2 separate regions of the Homo sapiens genome follow, and region 2 is linked to region 1. Evidence: read pairs that join two places in POLR2A ChIA-PET (ENCODE). Cell type or tissue: OCI-LY7. All regions are shown on one strand.

Region 1 (5,000 bases):
ATTATTTATTATCTCCATTTTACAGTGAGGAAACTAAGACATAGAGATGTTAAGTAATTTGCTCTAGGACATAGAGTGAAGCCAGGATTCAAACTTATCTGTCTGACTCAGAGCCCTTCCTGTATTACTATAATCTACTGACTGAAAAATAGGATATTTTTAAATTTAAAAACATTTCTCTGAATCCTCTGTATACTTCTTCAACTTTAGTGGTCATTGTTTTCTTCTTCTCCAAACTATTTAAATAATTTAAAATAAATTTAATTTATTTAAATTTAAATAATTTAAAATAAATTTAATTTATTTAAATTTAAATAATCCTAATTTAAATGTATATGATTTAAATGATTATAATTTCTATTTAGTGACTTTAAGCAGGCTTTGTATGTATACTGTAGTCTTAATGAGCTAATGTCTTACCTTTCCATGCTTATACCTTAATGAGCTAAGGCAGTTTGGACCTATTCAATCTTTAGTTGCTTCTGATTTTGTACTTAGGTTGAGGATTGGTTGTTCTTCCCTGAATGACCTGTAAATTTTCCATCATTCATCTATCATCTATCTGTCTATCTATCTATCTATCTGTCTAATGTGATTACTTATTAATATGTATAAGACTTTACAAGGCTTTACATATGTGGGTTCACTTAACCTTCTCAACAGCCTTTTATATTATTTATACTTTATATATGAGAATACTGAGATTCAGAGAGGTAAATATTTTCCAAGTCCACACAGATAGTAAGCCAAAAAAAGAAGATTTCTCTGTTTGCAATTATTTGGTATATTAGCTTGATATGCCACTAAACTCTGTGTCAAAAGCTGTGCAAAACAGTATGATAGTTAGCATTAAAAATAATTTACCACTTTCACTTTTTTTGTTTTTTTGAGTTGGAGTTTTGCTCTTGTTGCCCAGGCTAGAGTGCAATGGTGCAATCTCGGCTCACTGCAACCTCCGCCTCCTGGGTTCAAGCGATTCTCCTGCCTCAGGCCTCCTAAGTAGCTGGGATTACAGGCATGCACTACCATGCCCGGTTAATTTTGTATTTTTAGTAGAGATGGTGTTTCGCCATTTTGGTCAGGCTGGTCTCCAACTCCTGACCTCAGGTGATCCACCCGCCTTGGCCTCCCAAAGTGCTGGGGTTACAGGTGTGAGCCACCGTGCCTGGCCACGTTTTCTTTTCTTTTTTTTTTTTTTTTGAGACGGAGTCTCGTTCTGTCGCCCAGGCGGGAGTGCTGTGGCGCGATCTCCGCTCACTGCAAGCTCCACTTCCGGGTTCACGCCATTCTCCTGCCTCAGCCTCCCGAGTAGCTGGGACTACAGGCGCCCGCCACTGCGCCCGGCTAATTTTTTGTATTTTTAGTAGAGACGGGGTTTCACCGTGGTCTCGATCTCCTGACCTCGTGATCCGCCCGCCTCGGCCTCCCAAAGTGCTGGGATTACAGGCGTGAGCCACCGCGCCCGGCCCACGTTTTCTTTTTTAATGGTTACATTATTTCTGTCTTCTACACTGATTCAGTGTTTTGCTTTTCTTTTTTATTGATAATGATTCAGAACTCAGTTATGATTTGCTAGTGTTATTAACTCAGACACTCACTAGGGGTAGTTTTTATGATGCTTTTCTATGCTATGTTATGCTATGCTATGCTGTGCTATTTGTGCTATGCTGTGCTATGTTATTCTACCAGTTGGCCTTTTGGATGATTGTATTCACCTGGGCACCCCACAGTGCATTCTGTCTGCCACTAATTCAGGTTTTCCAGTACATATATTTAAAATATGGTGACAATCTCTCTAGCCATTTTTCTATGATAAGGTACCAGACAGACAATTTTATTTACATATAAGCTTGTGATTAGACTTAATCCACATCTTGGTATTGTATGGTAACTTTTTTTCTACTTTATATTCAGTTTTGAATGTTTTGTTTCTTAGAGAGCATGTGCTGCTTTAGTATTACAATACATTTAGAAGTGTAATGCTTGTATGTTTTGTTATCTGAAAAAAATGATGAAATAATGTTAACATAAATATTACAGAATCTTTTTGATTTAACAATCTTTTATAGAAGAGAACAATATTATTCTTACAGATACTCTTACAAAGTTTTCAGAGTGATTTACAAAGCAACGCTTTCTGAATAACCGATTTTGTTCATCTGTATTCTTATAGTTTCTCTAATTTTTTTTTTTTTTTTGAGACAGAGTCTCCCTCTGTTGCCCAGGCTGGAGTGCAATGGCGCAATCTCGGCTCACTGCAACCTCCACCTCCTGGGTTCAAGCGATTCTCTTGCCTCAGTCTCCCAAGTAGCTGGGATCACAGGCGCCTGCCACCACGCCCAGCTACTTTTTGTATTTTTAGTAGAGACGGGATTTCACCATTCTGGCCAAGCTGGTCTCAAACTCCTTACCTCAGGTGATCCACCCGCCTTGGCCTCCCAAAGTGCTGGGATTACAAGAGTGAGCCACCACACCTGGCTAGTTTCTCTAATATTAGGAAAATTATTATTTCGTAAAGGTTTATGCTACAATATTTTTTTCATTTAGCTTATAAGGCTTTAAAGTCAAAATAGCTTTCAAAAAGCTAGAAATTTACAATTAGCATTTTGATTATAACCTAATTTGGAATTATCTGGAAAGTCAGATCCATATATACAATTGTACACATATCATCTACGTTTCAGGAGCACCAGTGCCATTCTTATATTGTAACATTTTACTATATTTATATTTGGACTAGTTATGTGATCAAATTAATTTTACTTTTAAAATTGTATTTCCTTTGGATTTAAGTAAATGCTACATTTCTCAGTGTTCAAAAAAGAAAGGATTATTTACATATAATAAATTTTGGTTAAATAAATCCTCTGTATTTTAATATGAAAAGATAGAAATAGGAGATTTAAATTCTAGGACAAACTCCATGGCCCCCATATATCCTATCTTTAATTTTTCTTGAGGTTATTGTTAGCTTGAAAAAGGAAGACTTAGGAGAATATGATAAACACCTTTGAATATTTGAAAGATTCCTAAAATCTGCAGTGGATGAAAGGTTGACCTGAATCACCTCTAAGACACCTTTTTTTTCATAGTCCCTTGTTCTTTTGTTTAAGGAAGACTGGGGATGAGGGAAGTGAATCCCTCAAGGAATGAAAAGATCATTCAAGATAACCAAGGCCCTCAAACCAAAGAGAAGATAGACTTCTTGACTAGGGAGACACAAGATCACTATTAGAAAGTAGGCCAATCAAAAGCCACTCAGTTCTCTCTTCTACTCAAGTAGTTTTGACCATTTGAATGATGATATTACGAAAGAAGAAAAAGTATACTGAAGCCAACTCTGGAAAGTTGGATATTGTCCCTATTTTATAGATACAGAATCTGTGGTTTGGACAAGTTAAGTAGCTCTCCCAAAGTCCTGGTGACTACAGTGACTTACTGTGTCTTGCTGAATGAAATCATTTGTAAGATCAAGAATCCTTCAATAATTTGAAGAGTAATTCTCATTTTTTTAGATCCCAATTTTTCTGTTGGACTCATAGCATACATTTATTTTCCTACGTATAAAATTAACCTTGAATTTCGAAACTGTAATAGAGTACAAATCCACATCACTTCTTTCTATTTGGAAAGATTTGCAAAGAAAAAAAATCCAAGACTTTGCATACTAATACATGAATAGAAAAAATATTACCATTAATTTTAATATTTTAAAAAGTATCTAAATGAAGAATGTCATTTTATTCCTAAAGATGCAAGTAACCTGGTTACATATACCATTTTTACCAGAGTTAAGCTAAAAGTAACTAAGTTGAGCTGATTATTACCAGGTTTGAGATCCTTTTCACTATTAATTAATTAATAACAATAGCATTAGCTAGCATTATGGTTGCAAGATGCATCTATATTTTTTATTTATTTGACTTATCTTTGCTATATCACCACCCAAAAATTAGACAATGCAGCAATTCCAGTTCTTGTTTTGTGGGTGAAAAAATGAAAGCATTTTGGCTGGTTAACAAATCAAGTTAGCTGCAAAATTAAGATTAGACAAGAAGCATCTTCCCACTATACCTCCATTCCACCTAAGATAAACAAAAAGTCTGACATTATAATTTTTTTCTAAGGAAGTTCTTTTTTTTTTTTCAATTCTTTCTACTAAAGGTAGGAATTTTCTCTGAAAATTATTTATTAAATTAAAAATCATGAGAAAAATGACTGGATATTTATGGGTATAAGGGGAGGGTGTATTTTATGTGCTTGGGTAGATGTGTGGTAGTATATGTATGTGTACATATCTTTATCTAAAACTTTTTTTTCTGCTGCATGGACTCTATTTTCTGGCCTAATTATTCTCCATTAAATGTTCTGAGGCATCTGAATCATTGTTCTAAAGACAGAAGGGCACAAAAATGGAAAGTATATTGGGTAAAAGAGAACATGTATGCAATTTAATTTTAGCACATTTTTCTTCCATATAGGAAGAATTAGCAAACACCAAACTGCACTGTTATCTACTTCTCCCTTCTTAGAACACAGGTGTCTTCTTCCTAAGGTTGCAAAGAATATTTCACTTGCTATATCCTCTAATTCTGACATTGAAACACTAATGATGAAAGTTAAAAATAAGATTCTGTTTTGGTTTTCAGGAAAGGTCATAGGTCAGTTTAAGATTTATATACCATCTTAGCCATTTAATAACATTTTTTGATACTGAAAAACTTTTTAAAAGATTAAAATGCTGAGGTTTTAAAAAGCCTCATTTTTTGACTTAGAAAAATAAATTATCTATTTAAAAATATAAGTAACATTTTAAGATCCAAATGAAAATTATTGAAAAAAGTCACTGAAAAGAAGTTTAGAATAAAACTATACTAAAAGTGAACAAACTTATCTTGCAACTATTCAATATTGAACAAATATGTGGACAAGTATACATGAGATTGTTGTCAGAAATTTATGTTCTGTAGAAAGTAAGTTGCTACAGCGTACAGAGTGCT
Region 2 (5,000 bases), 120 kb before region 1:
AAATTAGATTTATAGAACCTAAAAGTTGAACGCATAGGTGCAGAGAGCAGAATGGTGGTTACCAAAGGCTGGATGGAGGTGGGGGAATAGGAAATGTTGATCAAAGGACACAATGACAAGTGTTTGAGGTAATAGAAAAAAATAAATAAAAATTACAAAATCAGGGCCATTGAGAAAATACGTATGCAACTGATAACAGGAATTCAGTATAAATAAAGCAAAAGCTGATAGGACTAACAGAAGTAATGACTAATCTGAATTACAGTTAGAAAATTAAATTATTCTATCAGTAATTGGGAATTAAATAATAAACTTGTAAATAATCAATGGGTCAAAGAAGAAACGAAAATTTAAAAATACTCTGAACTTAATAAAAAAGCAAACACGATTAATACAAATTTGTGGGATGTGGATAAAGCAATGCTTGGGGGCAACTAATAGAAAAACAGAAAGGTCTAAAATCAATGATCCAAGTTTTTACCTCAAAAACAAACAGAAAAATAACGAAAGCAAATTAAGCCTAAAGCAAGAAGTATGGAAATAATAAAACCAAGGACAGAAATCAATGAAATGACAAACAATAGAGAAAATTAATAAAACCAAAATGAGAATTTAAATTTCAATTTCCAATTGTTCTTTGCTAGTATATGAGAATGCAATTAAGTTTTATACAGTGATCTGTTGTCTTTTGATCTCGCTAAATTCACTAGCGAGATCTTCTAGTATCTTCGTTAAATTTTTTAGTACACAACCATGTCTTTGGAAATAAAGACAATTATTTTTCTTTCTTTGCAATTTTATGCTTCATTTCTTTTCTGGCTTATTGCAATGGCTAGTACATCCAGTAAATGCTAAACAGAAATTTTAAGAGTCAGCATCCTTGCCTTGTTACCAATCATGGGGGAAAAAATCTTTCACCATTAAATATCACATTAGGTTTAGATATTTACATAGATGTCATTTATCAGGTTTAGGATACAAAAATCATTTTTAAAAATTGCAAATAGAATCAGCAAAATATTAAAAATGAACCAGAAAAAATACACCATGATGAAGTACAGTTTATCTCAAGAATACAAGTTTGGTTTAACATTTAAGAATGAATCAAGTGGCCGGTCGCAGTGGTTCACGCCTGTAATCCCAGCACTTTGGGAGGCCGAGGTGGGCGGATCACCTGAGGTCGGGAGTTTGAGACCAGCCTAACCAACATGGAGAAACCCCATCTCTACTAAAAATATAAAATTAGCCGGGTGTGATGGCATATGCCTGTGGTCCCAGCTACTCGGGAGGCTGAGGCAGAATTGTTTGAACCCAGGAGGCAGAGGTTGCGGTGAGCCAAGATCACGCCACTGCACTCCAGCCGGGGCAACAAGAGCAAAACGCTACCTCAAAAAATTAAAAAAATAAAGGTCGGGCGCGGTGGCTCAAGCCTGTAATTCCACCACTCTAGGAGGCCGAGGCGGGCAGATCACGAGGTCAGGAGATCAAGACCATCCTGACTAACACAGTGAAACCCCACCTGTACTAAAAAATACAGAAAATTAGCCGGGCACCTGTAGTCCCAGCTACTCAGGAGGCTGAGGCAGAAGAATGGCGTGAACCCGGGAGGCGGAGCTTCCAGTGAGCCGAGATTGCACCACTGCACTCCAGCCTGGGCGACAGACCGAGACTCTGTCTCAAAATAAATAAATAAAAGAAACAAACAAGTATAATTCAACATATTAAGAAAATAAAGGAGAAAAGCAAATTATCTCAAAAGATGCAGATAAAAAGTTTAAGAGCAATCTATAATAGCACCCCAAAACACAAAATACCTAGGAATAAATTTAATAAAATATGTGCAAGATTTATATAATGAGAACTATAAGACATTAAAGAACAAGCGGAGAATACATAGTTCACTAATAGGAAGACTCAATATTGTTAAGATTTGACCTATAAAATACAATCCCAATCAAAATACCAGTTTGCATTTTCACAGAAATTGACAGTGATTCTAAAATGTGTACGGAAATACAAAGAATCCAGATTCACTAAAACAACTTTTAAAAAGACTAAGTTAAGAAACCCATAGTACCTAATTTCAAGACTCACTTAAAGACACAGTAACCAAAACAGTGTAGTGTTGGTATAAGGTAGATATAGAGATCACTGGAACCAAACAGGAAGTCCAGAAATAGACCACACATACATGGTCAATTGATTTTCGTTAACAGTGCCAAAATAACTTCAGAGCAACAGGAACTCTCATACACTACTACTGGGAATATAAAATGGTACTACTTTGAAAAACAGTTCATAGCTCTCTGCAGCCTCCAACTCCTGGGCTCTAGGCTATCTTCCCACCTCAGCCTCCCAAGTGGCTAGGACTAGGACATGCATCACCAAGCCTGGCTAATTTAATTTGGAAAAAAAAAAAAAAAAAAGAAAGAAAAAAAAATTTTGTAGAGACAGCATCTCGCCATGTTGCCCAGGCTGATCTAAGACTCTGGGGTCAAGTAATCACCTCCTGCCTTGGCCTCTCAAAGTGCTAGGATTACAGACCTGAGCCACTATGCCTGGCCAGTTTGGCATTTTCTTATAATGTTACACACATAATTGCCATCTCAAACAGTATAAATTCATTCATTCCGAGATATTTCCCAAGAGAACTGAAAACATGTCTGCATGAATACTTGTAACCAAATGTTCATAGCAGCTCAATTTATATTAGCAAAGACAAAAAAATCCCAAATATCTACCAATATGTGAATAAACAGACTGTAACATATCCATGGAGTAGACTACTACTCAGCAACAAAAAGGAATGAACTGCTGGTATACACAAAATGGATGAATCTTAATAATACTGTACTAGAGAAATGAAGCTATATCAAAGCAGTATTTAAGTATGATCCCATTCATAAGGACCTCTTAAAAAGTATACATCTAGTCTATAGTGATAAAAAGGAAATTAGTGGTTGCCTGGTGTTGGTGGTACAGAACTAAATGTTCAAGGACACAAGAGAACATTATAGGATAATGTACATGTAACAGATCTTGATTATAGTGAGGGTAACATGGGTGCATCAATTTGTCCAAACTCATCAAAATATACCCTTAATTTGTGTGCATGTTATTGATTATAAATTACATTTAACTAAGAGACAAAAACACTCCCCACCCTCTTGCCATAAAAAAAAAAGTAACAGCAGTCTTAGAATACAGTTTACCCAATAAAAAAGCTTTTAAAAATATACCAAGGACAAAATGAAATAAAATTATGATGAAAACAGTATGAATAATGAAGACAGCACTACATAAACCCAGAATGATGCTTTTGTGATAATACCAAAAGTCTAAAAGTGCTTCATAACTAGAAACAAAAAACTCCCAATTAGTTTTCCTTTTTTGTTTTGCTTGAGTTGGCCAAAAGGAATAACATGGAAAGTAAAATAGAGATATCCAGAATAATCTAAAACAATATTGTAAAGTAGATTTTGTTCTATTAAAGACACATAAGTCTAAACGAGCATAATGGCTTACCTAGGAGATTGGAGTAAATCACCATGGCTCATTTGGGCTAATAATTGCAAAAAAATACAGAAAGTACTCATGCAAATCAAAATTATTTTCTCATTAATTGCTTTAGCTTTTATGTAATCACATCCTACCTTATAAGAGAATCACTTCGCTTATCAGTTCTAACAAGGAGGACAACTTTCCATCTGTGGAAGGCTCCTGGAGCACCAGTGCGTTTCAGTTCTTCACGCCATCTTTTAGGTGCAGATTGCATTTGAGGTGAATAACGGGAATCTTTTTCAATTTTATATCCCCATTCATAAGTTGTTTCATCAAGCCATCTGCCACTTTTGGCACTATGAATTATATAGTCCTTGGTTAGTATCCACTTTCCTAGAAAGCAAATGAGCTGTCAGTCACAAAGGAATTTTGGTTCTGATAAATGATAAACAATAAAGATCAAATATAAAAGTCAACCTTTTTCAAGATAAGACTCTTAAGCTATGCTGCTAACATTATCTTTGAACTATGCATTTTGGGGAAATTTTCTGATAGTAAGAGGCTTACAATATCACTGAACATTGTATGTAATCTTTTCCATGACAAATAATTATAATTCTAAATATAATTCCATAGCTATAACTTAGTTATAATTACAGTTTCATTTAAATATAATTCTAAATTACAATTTTATAATTCTAAACATAAATCTAAAGCTTTAAAATCCAAAATAAAATGTGGTATTACTGGAATTATTATTACTATCATTATTCACTATTTTGGGTTAGATTTATATTCTTCCTCCTATGCTAACAGCTTTTCCAATATTGTTCACGGCATTATTACTCTGTAAAACAAATTTACTGAGTTAAAGAATTTTTCAGGTCATTTTATAACAACTCTTTTTTTTTTCTTAAGAGATGAGATCTCGCTACGTTGCCCAGGCTGGTCTTAAACTCCTTGGCACAAGTGATCCTTTTGCCTTGGCCTCCCAAAGTGCTAGGATTACAGGCATGAGCCTCCACACCCGACCAACAGTTTCTTTATCTGGGCATCAATGATCTTTTTGAACATTATGGACAATGTATGTTTTCATTTGTAAAGTTAAAAACGAATGCAAGTGTTTTCCTTGTAAGTTAATCCAAAAAGGATAAATTCACCCAAGTTACATATGCTTCTTTTTTTGCAATCAGTAGACTAATGATATGTCAGATCAATCACAGCAGAGAAAGCTATAAAATACAAAACGATAGAGGAGAAGACTAAGTCTTAATTTGGGTCTATAGTATTTAATATCTTAGAAAAATAAAATAGTATGACCATTGCTTCATAATATGGATAGAAGCAGCAGAGAGAACAAAAGCACTGCCTGTATCAAATGACAGATCAAAGAAAACTTGACTGAAAACAGCTGAGACTTTAACAAAAGCTTAAGATTTTGACATTTTGTGCCAGTCTTTTCATTAATGTATTTTTTTTTTGTCTTAAACAAAACACAC

What was found. ChIA-PET counts read pairs that join two places held together with the same protein. Peaks named below come from ENCODE experiments on the same cell type or tissue, not always from the same donor. Only the 100,000 strongest peaks of a DNase experiment are listed, where the experiment ranks them.
Region 2: POLR2A ChIA-PET joins it to region 1 with 5 read pairs; 2 of 35 experiments call an interaction of 5 or more read pairs at or near these places.

The regions. Positions count from the first base shown.
Region 1 is chr5:94,512,990-94,517,989 of GRCh38, reverse strand. All of the region lies in intron 5 of KIAA0825, which reads left to right. Among named protein-coding and RNA genes, the nearest start is that of KIAA0825, 100 kb to the left of the region's middle. In OCI-LY7, no CTCF peak of the experiment used is centred here; no DNase peak of the experiment used is centred here.
Region 2 is chr5:94,629,397-94,634,396 of GRCh38, reverse strand. It overlaps SLF1 (SMC5/6 complex localization factor 1), which reads right to left. Exons shown (of 21, transcript NM_032290.4): 4 at 3,654-3,894. Among named protein-coding and RNA genes, the nearest start is that of SLF1, 13 kb to the right of the region's middle. RefSeq lists an enhancer at 946-1,445. In OCI-LY7, no CTCF peak of the experiment used is centred here; a DNase peak (open chromatin) is centred at 2,176; H3K4me3 peaks cover 758 bases; H3K27ac peaks cover 1,329 bases.